2 separate regions of the Homo sapiens genome follow, and region 2 is linked to region 1. A link is a loop called in an ENCODE intact Hi-C map of the cell type or tissue named here. Cell type or tissue: B cell. All regions are shown on one strand. Each heading gives the region's core, and the rest is flanking DNA. Links, peaks and the distances in the headings are about the cores only.

Region 1 (10,340 bases), core at 883-8,882:
AAGTGGAAACCCTTGAAAAACGCATCAGATTTCGCAAGACTTATTCACTATCATGAGAATAGCATGGGAAAGACCAGCCCCCATGACTTAATTATCTCCTGGATCCCTCCCACAACATGTGGGAATTCTGGGAGATACAATTCAAATTGAGATTTGGGTAGGGACACAGTCAAATCATATTAATCCACCCCTGGCCCCTCCAAATCTCATGTCCTCACATTTCAAAATCAATCATGCCTTCCTAACAGTCCCCCAAAGTCTTAATTCATTTCAGCATTATCCCAAAAGTCCACAGTCCAAAGTCTCATCTGAGACAAGGCAAGTCCCTTCTGCCTATGAGCCTGTAAAATCAAAAGCAAGCTAGTTACTTCCTAGATACAATGGGGGTACAGGTATTGGGTAAATACAGCTGTTCCAAATGGGAGAAATTGGCCAAAACAAAGGGGTTACAGGACCCATGCAAGTCCGAAATCCAACAGGGCAGTCAAATTTTTTTTTTTTTTTTGAGATGGAGTCTCACTCTGTTGCCCAGGCTGGAGTGCTGGCATGCAGTGGCACGATCTTGGCTCACTGCAAACTCCACCTCCCAGGTTCATGCCATTCTCCTGCCTCAGCCTCCCAAGTAGCTGGGACTACAGGCACCTGCCACTACGCCCGGCTAATTTTTTGTATTTTTTAGTAGAGACGGGGTTTCACTGTGTTGGCCAGGATGGTCTCGATCTCCTGACCTCAGGATCTGCCTGCTTCAGCCTCCCAGAGTGCTGGAATTACAGGCATGAGCCACTGCACCGGGCCAGCAGTCAAATTTTAAAGCTCCAAAATGATCTCATTTGACTCCAGGTCTCACATCCAGATCACACTAATGTAAGAGTTGGGTTCCCATGGTCTTGGGCAGCTCTGCCCCTGTGGCTTTGCAAGGTGGAGCCCCTCTCCCAGCTGCTTTCATGGGCTTTTGTTGAGTGTCTGCAGCTTCTCCAGGCGCGTGGTAAAAGGTGTCAGTGGATCTACCATTCTGGGGTCTGGAGAATGGTGGCCCTCTTCTCACAGCTCCACTAGGCAGTGCTCCAGTAGGGACTCTGTGTGGGGGCTCCAACCCCACATTTCCCTTGTGTGCTACCCTAGCAGAGGTTCTCCATGAAGGCCCTGCTCCTGCAGCAAACTTTTACCTGAGCATCCAGACGTTTCCATACATTTTCTGAAATCTAGGTGGAAGTTCCCAAACCTCAATTCTTGACTTCTGTGCACCTGCAGGCTCAGCACCATGTGGAAGCTGCCAAGGCTTAGGGATTCTACCCTCTGAAGCCACAGCCCAAGCTGTACATTGGCCCCCTTCAGCCATGGCCCAAGTGGCTGGGACACAGGGCATCAAGTCCCTAGGCTGTACACAGCACAGGGAACTTGGGCCCAGCCTATGAAACCACTTTTTCCTCCTGGGCCTCTGGACCTGTGATGGGAGGGTCTGCTGTGAAGGTCTCGGACGTGGCCTGGAGACATTTTCCCCAGGGTCTTGGGGATTAACATTAGGACTTGCTACTTATGCAAATTTCTGCAGCCAGCTTGAATTTCTCCCCAGAAAATGGGTTTTTCTTTTCTATCACATAGTCAGGCTGCAAATTTTCCAAACTTTTTTGCCCTGCTTCCCTTATAAAACTGAATGCCTTTAGCAGTACCCAAGTCACCTCTTGAATGCTTTGCTGCTTAGAAATTTCTTCCACCAGATATCCTAAATCATCTCTCTCAAGTTCAAAGTTCCATAAATCTCTAGGGCAGGGGCAAAATGCTGCCAGTATCTTTGCTAAAACATAACAAGAGTCACCTTTGCTCCAGTTCCCAACAAGTTCCTCATCTCCATCTCAGACCACCTCAACCTGGATTTCATTGTCAATATCATTATCAGTATTTTTGCCAAAGCCATTCAACAAGTCTCTAGGAAGTTCCAAACTTTCCTATATTTTTCTGTCTTCTTCTGAGCCCTCCAAACTGTTCCAACCTTTGCCTGTTACCCAGGTCCAAAGTCATTTCCACATTTTTGGGTATCTTTTCAGCAATACCCCACTCTATTGGTACCAATTTAATGTATTAGTCCGTTTTCACACTGCTGATACAGACATACCTGAGACTGGGAAGAAAAAGAGGTTTAATTGGACCTACAGTTCCACATGGCTGGGGAGGCCTCAGAATCATAGCAGGAGGTGAAAGGCACTTTGTACATGGTGGTGGCAAGAGAAAAAGAGGAAGAAGCAAAAGCAGAAACCCCTGATAAACTCATCAGATTTCATGAGACGTATTCACTATCACAAGAATATCATGGAAAAGACTGGCCCCCATGATTCAATTATCTCCCCCTGGGTCCTTCCCACAACATATGGGAGTACTAGGTGATACAACTCAAGTGGAAATTTGCGTGGGGACACAGCCAAACCATATCAACTACCTTGTTCCACTATCTACTGGTCCAGCACAGCTCACCACCAGGTACACGTGGCCCAAGTGAAACAGAAGAATAATACGCCTCTCCCCTTGAAAGTTATCACCCACGAGTAGCTCACATCCTTTTGCCTAGAACTTGGTCACACGGCCATGCATAGCTGCAGGGGAAATGGGAAATGGCTTATGCTCAGCTAAGACTGTGGTTCCACAGTAAAGGAAGAAAGGGTGAATAGATGGGGTGGGGAAGTCTTTGCAACAGAAGGTGTGGTACAGTTTGGGACACATTGAGTTTCAGGTGACCACGGTAATTTCCAGTGGAGATATGTGCAACCCAAAAGAGAATTCTTAGGGGGAATGTTGGACTTAGGAATTATGATTGTCATTAGGAAGTCACCAGGGTTTGATCAACGGAGGAACCCAACTGACCTGGAATCTAGGAAGGTGAACGTTGCATGTATGTCTTTTGCAAGATCAGTTGGGAAAAGGCAAGGCTGAAACTGGATCATTTAAGAGCTGCTATCGTGATCTTGAAGACTTTGCAGGGAAATGGCCACAGGACTTAGCAACTGGTTAGATAGGATGGAAGAGGCAGAGGGGGGAGTCCAAGGTGACTCGAGGTGCTCAGCCTGAGCACCTTGGCAGGTGAGATGCAGTTTACAGAAAAAGACAGCCAGAAGGAGGAACAGCTCTCTCACACCATGGTGGATGGGGGCTGGGAGGGAAGGAGGAAGATTAGCCAATTTTTAGATATTTTAACATGAGGTGCCAAGAGCCAGCCAGGTGGCAATGAGATAAAGGCTAGTGCAGAGCTTAGACTCAGTGTCAGAGTTCAAATGCAGGTTCTGCCACTTCTTAGCCATGTGACCTCAGGCAAGTATTTAACACCTCTGCACTTCAGAGTCCTCCTGGGTAAAACAGGAATAATAAGGATTGTGTACATGCGTGTAAAACAGGCATGGAGTAGGTGCTAGATATGTTTGATTTTATGATTACAAGGGATAATAGTAAGTTGTGTCACTGGCAGTTGGAAAAACAAGCCAGTAACTCCAGGCAGGGGTTAGAGGTAAAGATCTGGGAATTTCAGCACGGAGGTGGGAGCGTGTAAGATCCCCAGAGTGGGAGCTGGCAAGTGGCAGCACATGCCTGGGGAACACGCAAGTGTTAGGGGGGCCTCCCCAACACTCCCCCACCAGGCATGGTCTCTGTACCATAGATCTCTCACTTTCACAGCTCCTACCAGCCTCTCCCTCTCCATCATTCAGCTGATTGATGGAAAAGCCCATCTCCCTTAGACGCCATGGGATCAGGCCCCATGCTGAATCCAGCCCAGCCTGCCAAGCCCCACACAGAGTAGGTGCTCAGTAATTTTTTGTTGTTTGAAGGAACCAGGTGCCAGGGGAAGGGGGAGGATTTTCCTGAGGGTTGGGGGAGTCTACAAATATTTGTGTGCCAAACAGAACTTCATGGAGAAGAAAACATTAGGATGATGTTGAGGGGAGAAGGGAGGGTTAATATTGCCAGCACTGCCCACAACTTAACAGCAGCTGTGCTCCACCCTAAGGCTTATTAAGTGTTAAAATGGTTTTGCTGAGGAGGAAATGCGGTCAGCCAAGTGCATCTGATCACATAAGCAAGTGAAAAATATGCAGCCAATGTAGGGAATGGCTGATTAGAAGCCAAAAACACACACACCTGTGGCTTTCCTCGAGGTCTGCTGGTCATCTTCCTGGTGCTTATCCACGAAGCCTCAGGGGGACACCCAATAACTCCGAGCACTTATTTATTTGCAAAGGACTGCCAAGTATTTTACAAACATAATAAATGACTCTGAGGGCAGAGGAATGATCCTGCTTCTCTTCCAAGAAGGAGGAAGGCACAGTTGGGCACTCAGTGTCCTCCTCCAAATAATCCATCCTTGTCAAAGCAAGGGTGGATGCCCCAGCTTCCGGCTCTCCAGCTGTGACTCCACCACTGAGCGAGAGCAGGAAGGGCTCCTAGGCACTGTGGAGGGCTGCAAGTTGGTGCCCCTGAGTTCACAGATTCACATGTTGAAACCTAAGCCCCAGTGTGACGGTGTTACAAGGCAGGGCCAGTGGGAGGGGAACAGGTCACAAGGATGGGGCCCTCAAAAATGGAATTAATGCCTTCATAAAAGAGGCCCCTGGAGAGCTCTTTCTGCCATGTGAGGATACAGTGAGAAGGTGGCTGCCTGCAGCCCCAAAGAGAACCCTGACCAGAATTTGACTATTGCTGACTTCCTGATCTTGGACTTCCAACCTCCAGAGCTGTGAGAAACAGATTTCTGCTGTTTATAAGCTGCCCAGTTTATGGTACTTTGCTATCACACCTCAAATGGACCAAGACAGAGGCCATCCACTCCAACCGCATGCTCTCATCTTAATGATGAGGAAACTGAGGCTGTCAGGGCGATGGGTTGGGCAGAGAGTAAGTTCCACTGAGTACCCACTCTGTGCCTGGCCAGTGCTAGCTGCTCCTTCATATGTCCTGCAGAGAAGCCTCATAAATATTTTCTGTAGCTTGTTGGAAGCATTAATATGCATAGCTCAGTCAGTGAAGGCAAACCTCCATGGCCAGTTATTGGCAGAGCTTTGGCCCAAACCCCAAGTCCGCGCCTGCTGCATCCATCGGGAGGGGCAAGGTGATGCTGCGGAAACAGCCCATAGAGTGACAAGGGGCTGTCTATAGCTCATGCTCTATGTGCACCATGGATTGGCAGGGGCTCTTTTCTCTGCTGTCACCTTCACATAGGAATACGCGAGGGACCCAGACCAGGGGAGGTGCCACCTCTTAAGTGCCAGGAGAGGAGAAGGAAGAGAGTGACTTACGCTGTGCTGGCTTGTAAACATACGCCCAGAAGCACACACTTCACAGTTCACTGGGCACACAAACCATTTGCCACACCCATCCTCAAGGGGAGGGAGAGGGCAAGTTTGCTGCGTGACTGGGAAACACGCAGGAAATACCTGGTGGGCAGTGCGATGGGATCACCACCACGCTTTTTCTTCTGCCCCTCCTGGCCCCCAGAGAAGCACTGAGATGATCCTTGGATGGCAGAGCCCCCACCCCTCCCTGTACATCACTCTGCTTTCCCCATTATCTCCCTCTGCCTGGCTAAAAAATCCCAAAATCTTTATTGTTTCTCCTATGGGAACTGCATATATATGTCGGCAGACATTTACAGACCGTAGACCTGAAAGATGATATAAAAGGATAACTGAAATTACAGGCTACAAAGTCTAATAAAATAGCACTCGGGTTTCCCCAGATTCTTGACATCAGTGTTTATTTTCTGCATAACACTGGAAAGGAATTCTTTTCTAGACTCTCTTTCTCTCTTTCTTTTCTTTTCTTTCTTTCTTTCTTTCTTTCTCTTTATTTCTTTATTTCTTTCCTTTCTTTCCTTCCTTCCCTCTCTCCCTCCCTCCCTTCCTTCTTTCCTTCGCTACTCTCTCTCCCTCCTTCCTTCCTCCTTCTCTCCTTCCTTCCCTCTTTCCTCCCTTCCCTGCTTCCTTTCTTTTGCCTCCAAACTGTATGCAGAACTTTTATATTACTTTAATTTGAAATTAATGTAAGGAAGTAAAGAGAGTTCCTAAATAGTATTTTATAAATTGTACGTGGGTGTATATCATTACGGAAGCATTTTAAACATAGGCAAATGTAGAGTGCATAGTACATGGTTGTTTCAAAATGTGTTCGTGAGTCCTTTGACACATCTCTCATCAAGCAGTGGAGTCTATGTCCCTCTCCCCTTATAGCCGAATGGACCTTGTGACTACCTTGGCCAAAGAATGTGACAGAAATCCTGCTGGAGACTCTGACACAGGTGAGAGAGGGCAGCACAGGGACATACACCTTGGGAGCCTAGGGCCACCATGTGAGGAGTCTGAAAGAGCTGTCACACTGGAGAATCACACACACAGGAGCCCAGGGAGCCTTTGATGTGGGAGTCTCCCCAGCCCAGGTGCCAGACATGTGCCTGAGTGAGCCCTGAGCTGATTCCAGCGCAGCCGACTGTAACTACACGAGAGATGGTCTTAGTCCCTTCAGGCTGCTAAAACAAATCACCGCAGACTGGGCAGCTTGTAAACAACAGAAACTTATGTCTCACAGATCTGAAGGCTGGGCAGTAGGAGGTCAGAATGCCAGCATGGCCGGGGTCTGGTGAGGGCCTCTGCCCGGCTGCAGGCTGCTGACTCCTCCTTGGGTCCTCAGGTATCAGCCAGCGGCAGGCAGCAAGCTCTCTCCGGACTCTCATCCTTATCGCCCGCCAAAGGCCCACCCCTAATCCCATCGCACTGGGGAGTGGTGTTTTAACATAAGAATTTGGGTGGGGGGACACAAACATTTAGTCCATAACAAAAACATCAAAGCAAGAACCACCTAGCAGTGTTTGTTAAATCCCTAGGAGCTTGAGAGAGAATAATAAGATGACAGCAGTAGATTTAAGCCTCAACATCTTAAATGTGATACGTTGCACAACCACAGGTAACCAAAACACATCTGATGAACCCCACGTACCCATGGGCCCACCCGGCAGCTTCAACAGTTATCAGCTAAAGGCCAATCTTGTTACATCTAAACTCACACAGTGGCTCTACTTTATATTATTTTGGAGCAAATCTCATATGTTTCATTATATCGTTTCACCTATACATATTCTAGCATTTATCTAAAAAGGTGATTATAAGTATGTATCACATATATATGTCTATACATATAGACACATATATGTAAAAACACAGCCCCATATGTTGTTGGTTGAATTGGGGGCCCCAAAAAGATATGTCAAAGTCCTAACGTCCAGTACCTGTGAATGTGAACTTATTGGGAAATAAGATCTTTACTGATGTAATGAAGTTAAGATGGGGTTACGTGGGATTAGGGTGGACATAATCAATGACTGATGGGCAGAGAGACCCACAGACAGAAAGAGAGGAGGCCACATGAGGATGGAAGCAGAGGTTGTGCTGATGCATCTACAAGTCAAGGAACCCCAAGAATTGCAGCAACTGGGACTGTCCCCCACACATCAAGGGGTGGCTTCTCAAGCTAGGATGTCTTCTGCTAGGACTTAGAGAAGTTGGGACCCATTTCATGCTTTTCCAGCACGGGATTGGTCCAATTGCAGAGGCTGAGAGAGGGGCCTAGAACAGATTTTCTCTCATTGCCTCTAGAAGGAACCAACCCTGCTCACACCTTGATTTCAAACTTTTAGCCTCCAGAACTGTCAGAGACTCCATTCCCGTTGTTTTAAGACATCCAGTTTGTGGGACGTGTTACAGAGGCCCTGGGAAATGAACACAGCATCCGCGAGCACTCTTTTTTTTTTTTTTTTTTTTTTTGAGAGAGTCTCACTGCAACACCCAGGCTGGAGTGCAATGGCACCATCTCAGCTAACTGCAACCACCACCTCCCGGGTTCTAGCGATTCTCCTGCCTCAGCCTACTGAGTAGCTGGGATTACAGGCACGCACCATCATGCCTGGATAATTTTTGTATTTTTAGTAGAGACGGGGTTTCACCATGTTGGCCAGGCTGGTCTCGAACTCCTGACCTCAGGTGATCCACCCACCTCAACCTCCCAAAGTGCTGGGATGACAGGTGTGAGCCACCGAGCCTGGCCAGGGAGCACTCTGTTTTAAGTTGGAGATTTGGTGTATGCTTTTCCTCTCATGCATTGCTTCTCATCCTTCTCGAGAGTTTTAGAGATTCTAGTCACACATGGAATTATTATTTTGTACATAATAAAAATAAAAGACTGTCAACAGTACTGGGCTTATCATTGTGGTTTCCCTCTCGGTGGAAGGTGTTACAGTCCAATAGAAGTAATCATTGCCTGGACCCAGACAAGAGAAGTCAGTGACCCAGGGATGTTGTGGAAACCCCCGTTTTAGCCAGTGCATGTGGATTTGGGGGAGTTGATTCTTCTGTCAGAGGTTTGTTTACTCGGTTGTTGTTTTTTAGTTGTTGTCTTTTTAATAAGATTAACCCTTTATACGCTAAGGTACTATTGTGGAAGTAAATGAGATGACTCATGAGAACAACTGGGCTGATGGCCAGCAGTTTGGAGCATTGCTTCCGCTTTGAGTGACCAAAGTGGGAAGAGAACCCAGGTTGCTGAGTCTCTTGAGCTCCTCCAAGTGGTGAAACAGCTGCAAGTCTGTGCTGGAAAAGCATGAAATGGGTCCCATCTTCTCTAAGTCCAAGCAGAAAACGTCCTAGCTTGAGAAGCCACCCCTTGATGTATGGGGGACAGAATAGCAGGGCCCGACGAAGTGTGCTTTAGGAGTGTGGGGGAGGGATTCTAAACAAGCGTTCTGAAATTCTGCCATAGGAAAAATTAGTCCTTTTCTCCTGAGCTTTGAATTTGCATCTTCCGAAATATATGCAGTAACCCAAGTGGTTCCCACCACCCTGGAGACAGTTAACTCATTACAGTCCCTCCAGGACTGGAGGGGCCGGATGGCAGGCAGGCATGAGGCAGCCAGAGGAGGGGCCCCTAGAGGCTGCCTTGTCCCTACGGGCTCTGGTGGGGTTGGCTAAAGCACAAGACCAATGCGGCCGGCTGCAGGATTGGGTGTAGGTCCTCCCAGCTCTCCAAATCTTGGAAGTGTAGTTCTTATTCCTGGTTCTTCTGCTGGGCAAGGCATTCTGCCTCCCTGAACTCAGCTTCCTTCCATGTTGAAGGAGGGTGTTGGGCTGGACAGCGCAGAGGCCCCTTCAGGATCCTTTCATCCGTGGCATCACTAACTAGAGCAGCACTCACCGAGGCCAGAGAAAGGGCTGTCTGCTTTTACAGCTGGGTGTTGGCCTGCCTGTTAAGTTGGGCTTCAAGGAAGAGAAAACTGAGTGAATGGTGGCTTTAGCAATAAAGATGCCTGGTCAACAAAGGGAAGCAAAGGCTCTCGATTCAGGGCTGCCGGCTCCGCAGTGCAGCTGCCGCTGGTTTTCAGCCTTGTGTGGCTTCCTAGGTGCCAAATGGCTGGGCCCCCTCCTACACTATTGTGCTTCATACAGGAGCAAAAATCCTTCCGAAGAGCACCCCGGCTGGCTCCCCTTACATCACAATGGCCAGAACTGGGGCCTGCCCACCTGCCTGGATGTCCGGGTGTGTCCGGACCAAAGCTGAGCTCTGTTGGCAGCAGGAAGAGAGACTCCTGTTGAGCAGGCAGCCTGTTGGCCAAGCCAGCCATATCCACGGCTTCTCTGAGGTTCTCAGGTCAGAATCACGACATTAATAGTGTTATTGCCATGGAAAAGAAAATGAGCTTCAGGATAATCTGCTTTACAATGCCACTTCTGGAAAATTCCACTGGCAAAATGTAGGGCTTGCCTCTATTTTACTCCCTCTCCTAGCAAGGGGCACCTTGTTAGGAATCCTGTTTTGACAGAGCCCAGGGTAGGTTTTGTCATGACTCAGAGGGAAGATGGGGCCACCAACTCCCCTCCCTTTATGAGGAGCCTCTGCCTACTTCAAAGCTGGTGTCCTGAGCTCTGCCACAGGTGAGTGAGACAGAGAAATCCACAGAGGTGTCTCCATAGAAACCCCAGGGATTCTGCACTGTGGTCACCCCCACAGAAAAGCATCCACCCTGGCTCCTCGGCCAGGAGCTGGCCTCTGACAGAAGCTGCTTCCTGTTTTCACTGCGTTTCCTCGAAGACTTCAGCTGCTCATCCTGATTTCCTGGTGAAAACAATTTCCCCATCACTAGCCCAGTGTTGACTCCAGAACCCAGGCATGTGGGATGAGACGTCCAGGGGAGGAAGAGGAGGGGTGGAACGCTGCATGACAGTCTACTGGAGAGGAAAGATACGAATGAATGGCAGAGGTGGAGATGGTGTTTTTAAAAAGATAGAATTAAGGCAGAGGGCTCTGCCACAGCCTGCCTG
Region 2 (10,340 bases), core at 1,293-9,292, 60 kb after region 1:
GAAAATGGCATAGTGTGCTAAGTTTGCCGACCGTACTGGGGAAGGAAGGGTCTGGCACTCCTTGGGATTCTGGATATGTGCTTTCTGCCAGCTGGAGAGCTCTAACCTGCTGTTAGGGAAGAATGGCAAAAGTCCAGCTTGGAGAAATTTCAAAAGGATAACCCAGGTGACAAGCTTCAGCCTCACTATGCAATGCTGTGTGACCTCATGGGAGTAAAACAGCTCAGATAATGAGACCATGAAAAGTTGTACAAAGCATTAAACACCATACATTTAAAACATTTAAAGTTGACTTTATTATGAAGCAAAACATTCAGGAAGAACTCAGGACTCCACCCCAGGGGACCCACATATCTACAGTTGGTTCAGACAGCCCCCAAAAGCTGGCATGCTGTGTGCTTGGGACAGAACTTACCAACTGTCCCAATAAAGACCCTTCCCAGGCTGGGCATGGTGGCTCATGCCTGTAATCCCAGCACTTTGGGAGGCTGAGGCAGATGGATCACTTGAGGTCAGGAGTTCGAGACCAGCCTGGCCAACATGGCAGGAACCCCGTCTCTACTAAAAATACAAAAATTAGCTGGCCGTGGTGATGTGCGCCTGTAGTCCCAGCTACTCAGAAGGCTGAGACACAAGAATCCCTTGAACTTGAGAGGCAGAGGTGGCGGTGAGCCGAGATCACACCACTGCATTCCAGCCTGGGTGACAGAGCGAGACTTTGTCCTCCCCACCCCCACCCCAAAAACAACCACCACAAAAAGCACAAGACCCTTCCCTACCCCTGTCTAGTGTTTTGTGATATGCAGCGTGCTTTTCTACGTATTGAATCTTCACAACAACCCTGTGAGGTAGGTACCCTCATATCATTTTACAAAAGAAGAAACTGAACAGTTGGGAATTTTTCCCAGGCTATAAGGCAGAACCAGGACTATAATTTCGATCTTCTGAGTCCGAGCCTTGACTAGGACTTTATTACGGAGGGCCTCTTTCCTCCTGTATCTCATTGGTTCATCATGCCTTTATCTTGGTTGGTACTTTGGTGGCTTTACATGGGCAAATAAGTTTAGCTTGTCCCACCTCCTGCCCCACTAATACTTCCTAATTCAGATCATGGATATTAACATGGGACAGGGCACAAGGGCTCAGTGATTTAAATGTTGTTCTAACCTTGCTCCTCCACATGTCATGGGCCTGGGTAGGAAGGGCAGAGGTGCTGCTAGAGTTACCCGGCTGTCAATTAGACTTATCAAGTTATGGCTGGAGGTGAGGCTGTGGCTCACTCCTTCAATCCCAGCAATTTGGGAGGCCAAGGCAGGCGGATCACCTGAGATCAGGAGTTGAAGACCAGCCTGGCCAACATGGTGAAACCCAGTCTCTACTAAAAATACAAAAAGTAGCCAGGCTTGGTGGCGGGCACCTGTAATCCCAGCTACTCAGGAGGCTAAGGCACAAGAATCGCTTGAACCCGCGAGGTGGAGGTTGCAGTGAGCCTACATCTCGCCACTGCACTTGAGCCTAGGCAACAGAGCTAGACTCTGTCCCCAAAAAAACAAACAAACAAAAAAAAAACCGGAATTGTCAAGTTCTTGGGTTACATTAAGAACACTTTTTTCAAAAATAAATTGGAGCAATTATAAAAAGTACAATCAGCTGACCACAAACAGACATGAAGGATCTTTTTGGAGGTGATGAAAATGTCCTCAAAGCAGATTGTGGTGATAGTTGTGCAACATTTTAAATTGGCTAAAAATCATTTAATTGTCCACGTGCAGTGGGCAAATGTCATGATACATAAACTAGATCTCAATGAAGCTGTTAAAAACATTCAAATATCGGCCAGGTGCAGTGGCTCCCGCCTGTAATCTCAGCACTTTGGGAGGCTGAGCCAGGCGGATCCCCTGAGGTAAGGAGTTCGAGACCAGCCTGGCCAACATGGTGAAACCCCATCCCTACTAACAGGACAAAAATTAGCCGGGCGTGGTGGCAGGCTCCTGTAATCCCAGCTACTCATGAGGCTGAAGCAGCAGAATAGCTTGAACCTGGGAGGTGAAGGTTGCAGTGAGCCGAGATCACACTACTGCACTCCAGCCTGGGTGACAAGAGCGAGATTCCGTCTCAAAAAAAAAAAAAGAAAAAATTCAAATATCAAAAATAATTTTACTAGAGTAAGTAAGCTGTGTCTGTTTTCTTTACATTACAAATGAAAAAGTATATTTTTTACCAGGCTTAGGGATTTTGTTTGTTTGTTTAGAATTAGGGCATAAAATGTCAGAAAAAAATGCGCAAATAAGTTTAAAATTAGTTTTTGAGAAAGTCAGGTGAAAATGTAGTAGAGGGCCCTGCAGATGTAATTTTGGAGAAGGAAACAGGTTTTATAAAGCAGCCCTGTGAAATCTGATGTGTCAGTACTGGGTTTTTCTCCTGTGTAAGCCGCACCTGTCCCGGGAGCCCCTGGGTATAGGCTACTTGAGATGTCACATGCTCTACCTGGAGAAACACAAATTGGCAGGTATTATTTTTTAGCATCTTGAAAAAGTGCTAATTGTCTCAGATTCTGTTAAAATATAAAGCTCCATTTTTAAACAAGTGCCATATGCTTTGTGCCTCTAGCAAAATCTTCCTACATGGTTTGGGGACTTTTAAAATCCTACCTTAGATGTAACACCTCTAAATTAGTTAAGAAAGGAAGTGAATAAGTTGGCTTTTAATAGTAAAATGCACAAACAACATTCTCGAGGATTAATTTGGAAGCTGGTGACCCTAAGTGAATTATACGCTTTGGCCTCCTCTAAAGCAGTGGTCCCCCACCTTTTGGCACCAGGGATCCGTTTGTTGGGAGGCAATTTTTCCACAGGACCAGGAGCGGATGGTTTTGGGATGAAACTGTTCCATCTCAGCAGATCATCAGGCATTAGATCATCGGGCATTAGATTCACATAAGGAGTGCGCAACCTAGATCCCTCACGTGCACAATTCACAATAGGGTTCCACTCCTATGAGAATCGAATAATGCTGCTGATCTGGCCAGAGGCGGTGCTCAGGTGGTAATGTGAGCGACGCGGAGCAACTGTAAATACAGATGAAGCTTCGCTCGCCCTCCACTCACCTCCTCCTGTGTGGCCTGGTTCCTAACAGGCCAGGGAAAGGTACTGGTCTGTGGTCCCAGGATTTAAGAACCCCTGCTCTAAAGAAAGGTGGTAGCACAAAGATACTTAAAAAATGAGTATTTTATGGCCATCCTGTGGGTTATTTTGGACTTTTCAGAAGTTCTTAAATAATCAGTTGTTCTTTCTCATAACCAGAGCAAGCATAGGCAGTCAGTCTGAGCCATAATCTATCTGAATCTGTAGAAATAAATTTGTCCACACTATGAAACCCTCACGTACACTGAGTGGGTACCACTAACATGGGGCTTGCCCAGGACAGAGGGAAGGAGGGAAGAGTCAAAGAGTAAAAGAGAAGATATGACTCGATTTTCCATTCTTCCATTTGTATCTGCTTAAGCAAATCATCTCATTGCATTGATTGAGTTTCCTCATCTGTAAATGGGAATAGTCACGTATCATCCCAGTGGCTGTGAGAAAGAAGTAAAAGCACATTTTAGATGCACTTTGTATATTTAAAGTCTTATTCTAATACTACCTATCACTGTTTCTTTGGTCAGAGCAACATTTCAGTCATCATTAGATTGGGGATATGTAAAGGCCTGAAATCTTCAAGCTGGACTCTAAGATTAGAGTCTCCCAGCCACCAGCTGGTATGCAAGGCTCTGGAGCTATGAATGGGTTGCTGGGGTGTCTGAGGCAGTAACCTCTTAGCCCTGCCAGCAGCAGCACAGGCCTGCGGTCGGTCTCTCTAGTGTGCCCTACAAATAACATTTTCTATACGAGTCTTGACTTTAGAAGGGTGGGGAAGCACCAAGGATTGAACAAAGAGATGAGACAGTGTCTGAATCCTCACAGCCACCCTGCATCTCCCATGGATCTGGCGTTAAATCCTACACTCTTGACAGCCAGCAGATTTTACATTTGAGGAGACAAATAGATCTCATCCACATTTGCTTGAGAAGCATCTGCAAAAGCTCCCGCATCAGATGCACACACGGTCCTACAGGCCCAAGGGCATCCTGTGTCCTGAGTGCCTGCCAAGACACCCGTAGCCCTGTGACAGTCCCACACACACGCCCTGCACCCACGGCCTTCACATCTTACCTTTCCTGCTGAAAGACATCCTTCCTGTGGCTCCCAATGCTGACTCATTCCTGATATAAAAGTCTGATAGGAACTGCTAGTTACATCATTATCTGAGTGGCCTCTCTCTGCATAGCCTAGGGGTTAAGGCATGGGCCCTGGAGTCAGACTGTCTGATTCTAATGCAGGGCCCTACTACTATACTTTCTAGGTAAATAACTGTGCATCCAGTTCTTCATCTGTAAAGAGGAGTCAATGTGAGGGTTAATTGAGAGAAACCATGTCAGTAGTTCCTACAACTGAGAACGTTTACCCTGGATGACTTATTAAAATGCAGTTTGCGCCCCCTGGCGTCCCAGGGTTTCTAATTCAGTGGGTCTGGAGTGGCCCTGAGAATTTTCCTTTCTCAAGTTCCTAGGCGATGCGGATGCCGAAGACGCAGGGGCCGAGCTTCCTGACCACTGAGCTATGTAAGGGGCTTAGCCTGGCATGCTATCAGCACACGAGAAATGTTAGCCATTACTAAGAAGAATAGGCAATGAAGATTTGCCTCATTAAAAGACTTCCCAGTTGTGTTCTACTTGAAAATTTCTCCCCAAGAATCTTGTTCAAGTCGAGGAATAAAAAATCTGGTTCCTTTCAGCTCACTTTTCTTTGAAGTTAAGACACGTGGCACGACACCTGTTTCTAAACACAGCTACTTGATGTATTACTTTTGGCAGCTCTTGCATATTTTTTCATCGCCAATAAAGTTATTGAAATTGAAATATACCATCTGTTTGAGAGTTTGTATCAAAAAGACAGGTGACAAGGTTGCAGGTAATGACAGAGTCAAGCTGTTCCCACAGCAAAGGGCTGTTCCTAGCTTCCCCGTCTGCCAAAATTGACTTCATTTCTTAGATTTGACATTTTTGAACCAATATGTTCTTCTGGAGCAGGGATTAAAAATCCAATATCACAAAACCAATTGGTTTTACCTGCAGCAATATTAAAGACTATGGAGAAAGAGCCCAACAAATTTCCCACCATTTGGCTGAAATAGAACCAGCAGAGAGAAAGCAAATTCTATCAGATGTACATATATATGTAAATGCATATATATATATATAATTCAAAATCTGATAATTAAAATGTAGATGTACCTGTGTGTAGTGTGTACCTGACTTTTTTCTTAATGTTTGTGAAAAACAGTTCCAAAAGAACTGCGCCTACTCCCACTGCGCATATGAGCGCTTCCTTCGCGGATCAGGGGTTGGCAGCCTTACACCAGGAACGCACCTGGGCGCAGCCTCGATCCCACAGGGTCCAGGTGCAGAGGCACCGGGATGCACGCAACACCTTTCGACGCAGAGCTGGGGAAGGGGCCAATAGGAATGGATGCTCCGACAGACGAAGCCACGTGGGAACAAGGACGAGCCCAGGGCAGCTTTTGCTGGAGGTACAGGGGCAGTGTCACAGGGGGCAAGTGGAGTTGCTGGGGAGGATACGATAGCATGTGGGATTTGAAGGTGGGGAAGATTCCGTTATTTTCCTGAACACCTAACAGTGATGCTGCAGGCTTTCTGGACGGGACGGGACCTCAGACACAATAATCCATTCCGCCGTCGCCACGCAGTGCCTTTCGACCATTCAGTTTCAGCGCTGGGAGGAAGGAGAGGCGTGCGCTCTTGCTGAAGGTCGCGCGGGGCTCACCGACCGGTTGCCAGGAAGTCTACCTCCTCCACGTGGCAATCGCCGCTGCTGCTCGGCTCCCTGCCACGGGGCTGCCCCGACTGTGCCTCCGCAGGTCTCTCTGGTTCTGCCCGCCTTTGTCCCCTCGCAAGGCATTATCCCTCCCCGCTTCAATCAGGGTCCGGCGGATCGTCTTCACGCCTGATCTTGAGGATGGGAAAGGGAGACAGGATCGTCTTCACGCCTGATCTTGAGGATGGGAAAGGGAGACAGGCATTTCTTACCTTCTCCTTCCTGACCACTTAAAGCCAAACATATTCCCAGCCGAAGATGAGAGTTGCTACCTGAAACGCCAAGTTTGCGAGCAGAAGGCCACTCGAATCCCCGCTTGACCAGGCCTTAGGAGGACGGTAGAGTCCTGGAGAGCTGCCCTGGCGCCGCTGCAGGGACCTCCGCTGTGTCCCCCAGTCCCTCAAAGCTCTCCTGGGCCGCATTTTCCCCTCTCATGTCTGTCTCACGAGGCCACTCACAGCCTGGCCTCCTCTCCCCAAGAAAACCTGGCAGGATCTCCCTACTGCACTGGAAACAAAAGCCTGGACGGGAGGTGTATGTGGACCAGGAAGTGCCAGCTTAAATGGAAGGAAACGGAGGGAACACAGCTCAAAAGCGTAGCCAAGTGGTGCTTTGCTATACTATGTTATCTCTTTTTGCATGTTTGAAATTTAACATAATAAAAAGACTTTTAAAGTTGGCAAAAGAAAAAGGGGAAGAGAACAAAGAAAGATAAAAGAAAGAAATGAGAGAGAAAAAGAAGGAAGGAAAAAAGAGAGAAGTAAGGAAGGAAAAAAGGAAGGAAGGAAGGAAGGAAGGGAGGGAGGCAGGAATGGAGGGAGGGAGGCAGGAAGGGAGGGAGGGAGGGAGGAAGAAAGGCTTTGGCAGGCCAGACACTGATACTTCCTAGCCTCCCGAGGCTGCCCCAGCGCGCCCCCTGGTGGTCGCACATAGAGTTGTCCTATTTGGAGAGCAAAGACAAAGGTTCTTTCCCTCATCCTCACTAAGTTCTTTTTTTTTTTTTTTTTTTTTTTTTTTTTTTTTTTTTGAGACGGAGTCTCGCTCCGTCGCCCAGGCTGGAGTGCGGTGGCGCGATCTCGGCTCACTGCAAGCTCCGCCTCCCAGGTTCACGCCATTCTCCTGCCTCAGCCTCCCGAGTAGCTGGGACTACAGGCGCCGGCCACCACGGCTGGCTAATTTTTTGTATTTTTAGTACAGGCGGGGTTTCACCATGTTAGCCAGGATGGTCTCGATCTCCTGACCTCGTGATCCGCCTGCCTCGGCCTCCCAACATGTTGGGATTACAGGCGTGAGCCACCGCGCCCCGCTGAAGGTCAGTTTTTAGAAGCCCATTCTTTATCTACTGGGAAAGGAGAACAGAGTGGGATTTTGTTTGAAATTTGTCTGTACCTCAACTGGTGTAGCTTGGGGGTGGGAGGATGGTTTTTCTTTTCCCTATGCTTGTCAGTGTCACAGACGTGAAGTCATCCTCCCCAAGCCACCGTCCTCACCACAGAACCATCTTTCTGTTGGAGTCTCAGCTTCCAGTCTCGGCTCCACTGGTCACTACTTTGCTGAACTGGGGCTTGTCGTGACTGTATCTGAGCTTCCCTTTCATAATTTCCCTGCCTTCTTGCCAGGCGTGAGGATGCAGAGGGAAGGCTTTAGAAAACCTTGCAGTAAACACAATGCATGGGTGGCCTCGTGTCCGCTTTGCTGAAAGCGCCTTCTATCTTTTGCGTGGACACAGCTCACTGAAGCCTCTGCCAGAGCACAGCTAGCCACACCATGGCACACAGCAGCACACAGCCTGGTCACACTTTCCTTAGTTGATTAATCACACTTCAGTCAGAGATGAAGATTTACCTCCTGACACTTGCACAGCCTCCCAGTTCCAGGGTGAGATCATTTGGAAAGGAACTAAAACAAATACCTTGAAACGGTTCAGTTCCCAGCTCGCTTCTTTCACAGCTTTAAATTCATATTGTGGCACCCATTTCTCATCGTGAAAGTCGCTGGAGACGGTGAGTGCTGTTACTCCAAGAACACCAGCAGAATATTTCTTGTTCACTTGTTACCTTTTACTTAGATCTTAGTGCCCTAGTCCCTTGTAATAAAAGCACTGTTGATTCAGATATTAACAACAGGACTGTGACCAAAATGCTAAATTAAAATACCTAAGACAGGTTGTTGTCCAGAAGCCAAAAGAATTTTAATCAGATTCAACCACAAGACATATACATTAAAAAAAATACCTTGCACTATTTGTTCCTTTAATTAAGCATGAAATCACTCTCTGTAACTATCATTGTGGGGAAAATCTAAGTTTATAGCATGGAGAGGAATGCAGATGAAGGATTCACTATCGGCTAAGATTGACAGGCACATGGATGCACGATACTGTGTTTTTTCTCAGTGGTCCTTTATTCTGTGCTCCAAGAGGAGCTTAATCCATTAGGGCTTCCTACATGCATGTCATGGTTCCTGCCATGAACAAATTTGCAGTTTAATCCAAGAGACAGAAACCCCTAAACTTGAAACAGTGAGGGAGATGGAGTTAATTTATTAATGCCCTTCTTTTACCAGACATTGCACATTATATTTACCAACTCTGGAGGTAAATATGTAATTACCTCCATTTCACAGATCAGAAAATTGAGATGAAGAAGGGTCATAATTTTGGTCTGAATGAGAGATAATTCCCACTTATAAATTAACACACCAGGTTTCTGATTTTTATAGCTCAGAAAAAGTTTGGATACTGGTGCCCACCACTGAGAGATGAACCCATTCTGGGTGTGTTTGGGAAGGAAGACCAAGGATTGGTTGGGTCTAAACTGAAGTATAGCATCACCAAGACACTGCCACTCCCAGGTCCTCTAAGCCTGCTCTGAGGCCTCCTGGCTTCTTACATTGCCCACATTCCTCTCAGTGTGAGTTATCTGTAACAATGACCACAAGGAATTTAGAAAAGAGAAATTTCTTACAAGAAGAGGTGCATCCAACAGCCAGATGTCCAGGGTGGATAAATGGCGCAGGCTGGATTTCCCCCAGCCCAGGCGATGTGACTTCAGACCTGAGCTACTGAACACACTCTTGCCACATCAGTGAGACAAAATTAAAATTATATTTATCTTTTTGAAAGTGAAAGCAAGTTTATCAAGAATGTAAGGAATAAAAGCTCATTTCATTTACTTTTTTTTTAAGAGACAGGGTCTCACTCTGTTACCCAGGCTGGAGTACAGTGACACCTTCTTAGCTCACGACAGCCTCGAACTTCTGTGCTTGAGCAATCCTCCTGCCTCGGCCTCCTGAGTAGCAGGGACTATAGATGGAAGCCTGGCTCATTTTTTTGTGTGTGTAGAGATGGGATCTCTCTATGTTGCCCAGGCAGGTCTTGAACTCCTGGCCTCAAGCAATCCTCCTGTCTCTGCCTCTCAAAGTGCTGGGATTATAGGCATGAGCCACTGCACCCAGCTAACATTGTATTTTAAAAGGCCTTACCTTTGGGGAAAGTTCCCTTCTCCCAGTCTGTGCTTCCAGAAGTAATAGTATAGCAGCCCCACAGTTATCCAAGATGTTACCATTAGGGAAAACTGGGTGAAGGACACACAGAATTTCACCATAGTATTTATTATTATAACTCCATGTGAATTTACACTTATCCATGTGAATTTACACTTATCAAATAAAGTTAAACAAACAGACTTACAATTTCTTTTAAAAAATTAAAACTTAAAAATGTATACTTAAAATTTGCTAAGAGGGCAGATCTTAGGTGAAGTATTCTTACCACCAAAACAAAATGATAATACTAGAAAAATGGCAGGAGAGAGCTTTGGCAGGGGGAGTGGGATATGTTTTTGGCCTTGGTGGTGATGGGTTTCTGGTATATTGAGATGTAAATTTGTACAGCTTTTGACATGTCAGTCATTCCTCGATGAAGTGGGGTTTTTTAAAGCTAAACAAATATTATAGCAGCAGCATCAACTATCACTTATTCATCTACTCAACAAGCATCCAAGTGTCCTCAACAAGGACACTTACTGCATGCCAGCCACTGTTGTCAGTACTGGGAGATAGCAGAGAATGAAACAAGCAAAACCTTTCTCTTGTGGAGCAGGATTCTAACGTTAGTTGGCTAGACCAAGGCTTCATTCCGACAGGTTGCTGAAAACTCAAGTTATTACATAAACACTAACTACAAAGTGTACTTCCTCAGTTTCCTCAGAAGATAGCTGATTAGGTTTTTCTGGGCTGCTTGACAAGACTCAGACAGTATTTGTGAATATCAAGCTTTGTCCCACGTGGTAAATAAACTTGTTTAGAAACACCTGTAAAGCTTAAACGCGTGCTTTCTTCAACGCGTTTGGAAACTCTAACCCCCTTCTCTTTTGTACTTTTGCTTGCTGTCCACTACAGAGGGTC

What was found. Peaks named below come from ENCODE experiments on the same cell type or tissue, not always from the same donor. Only the 100,000 strongest peaks of a DNase experiment are listed, where the experiment ranks them.
Region 2: a loop joins it to region 1, with 3 times the contacts of the local background. A loop is called at or near these places in 11 of 110 quality-filtered maps.

What each region holds. Positions count from the first base shown.
Region 1 is chr2:105,171,357-105,181,696 of GRCh38, forward strand. No RefSeq gene overlaps it. Among named protein-coding and RNA genes, the nearest start is that of LINC01918, 32 kb to the left of the region's middle. RefSeq lists an enhancer at 6,594-7,093. In B cell, for the core only: no CTCF peak of the experiment used is centred there; DNase peaks (open chromatin) are centred at 4,035 and 5,335; H3K4me3 peaks cover 2,107 bases; H3K27ac peaks cover 2,399 bases.
Region 2 is chr2:105,231,280-105,241,619 of GRCh38, forward strand. No RefSeq gene overlaps it. Among named protein-coding and RNA genes, the nearest start is that of GPR45, 5.3 kb to the right of the region's middle. In B cell, for the core only: CTCF peaks have their summits at 4,544 (motif pointing left), 4,743, 6,848 (motif pointing left), 7,053 and 1 weaker place; DNase peaks (open chromatin) are centred at 4,532, 5,872 and 6,842.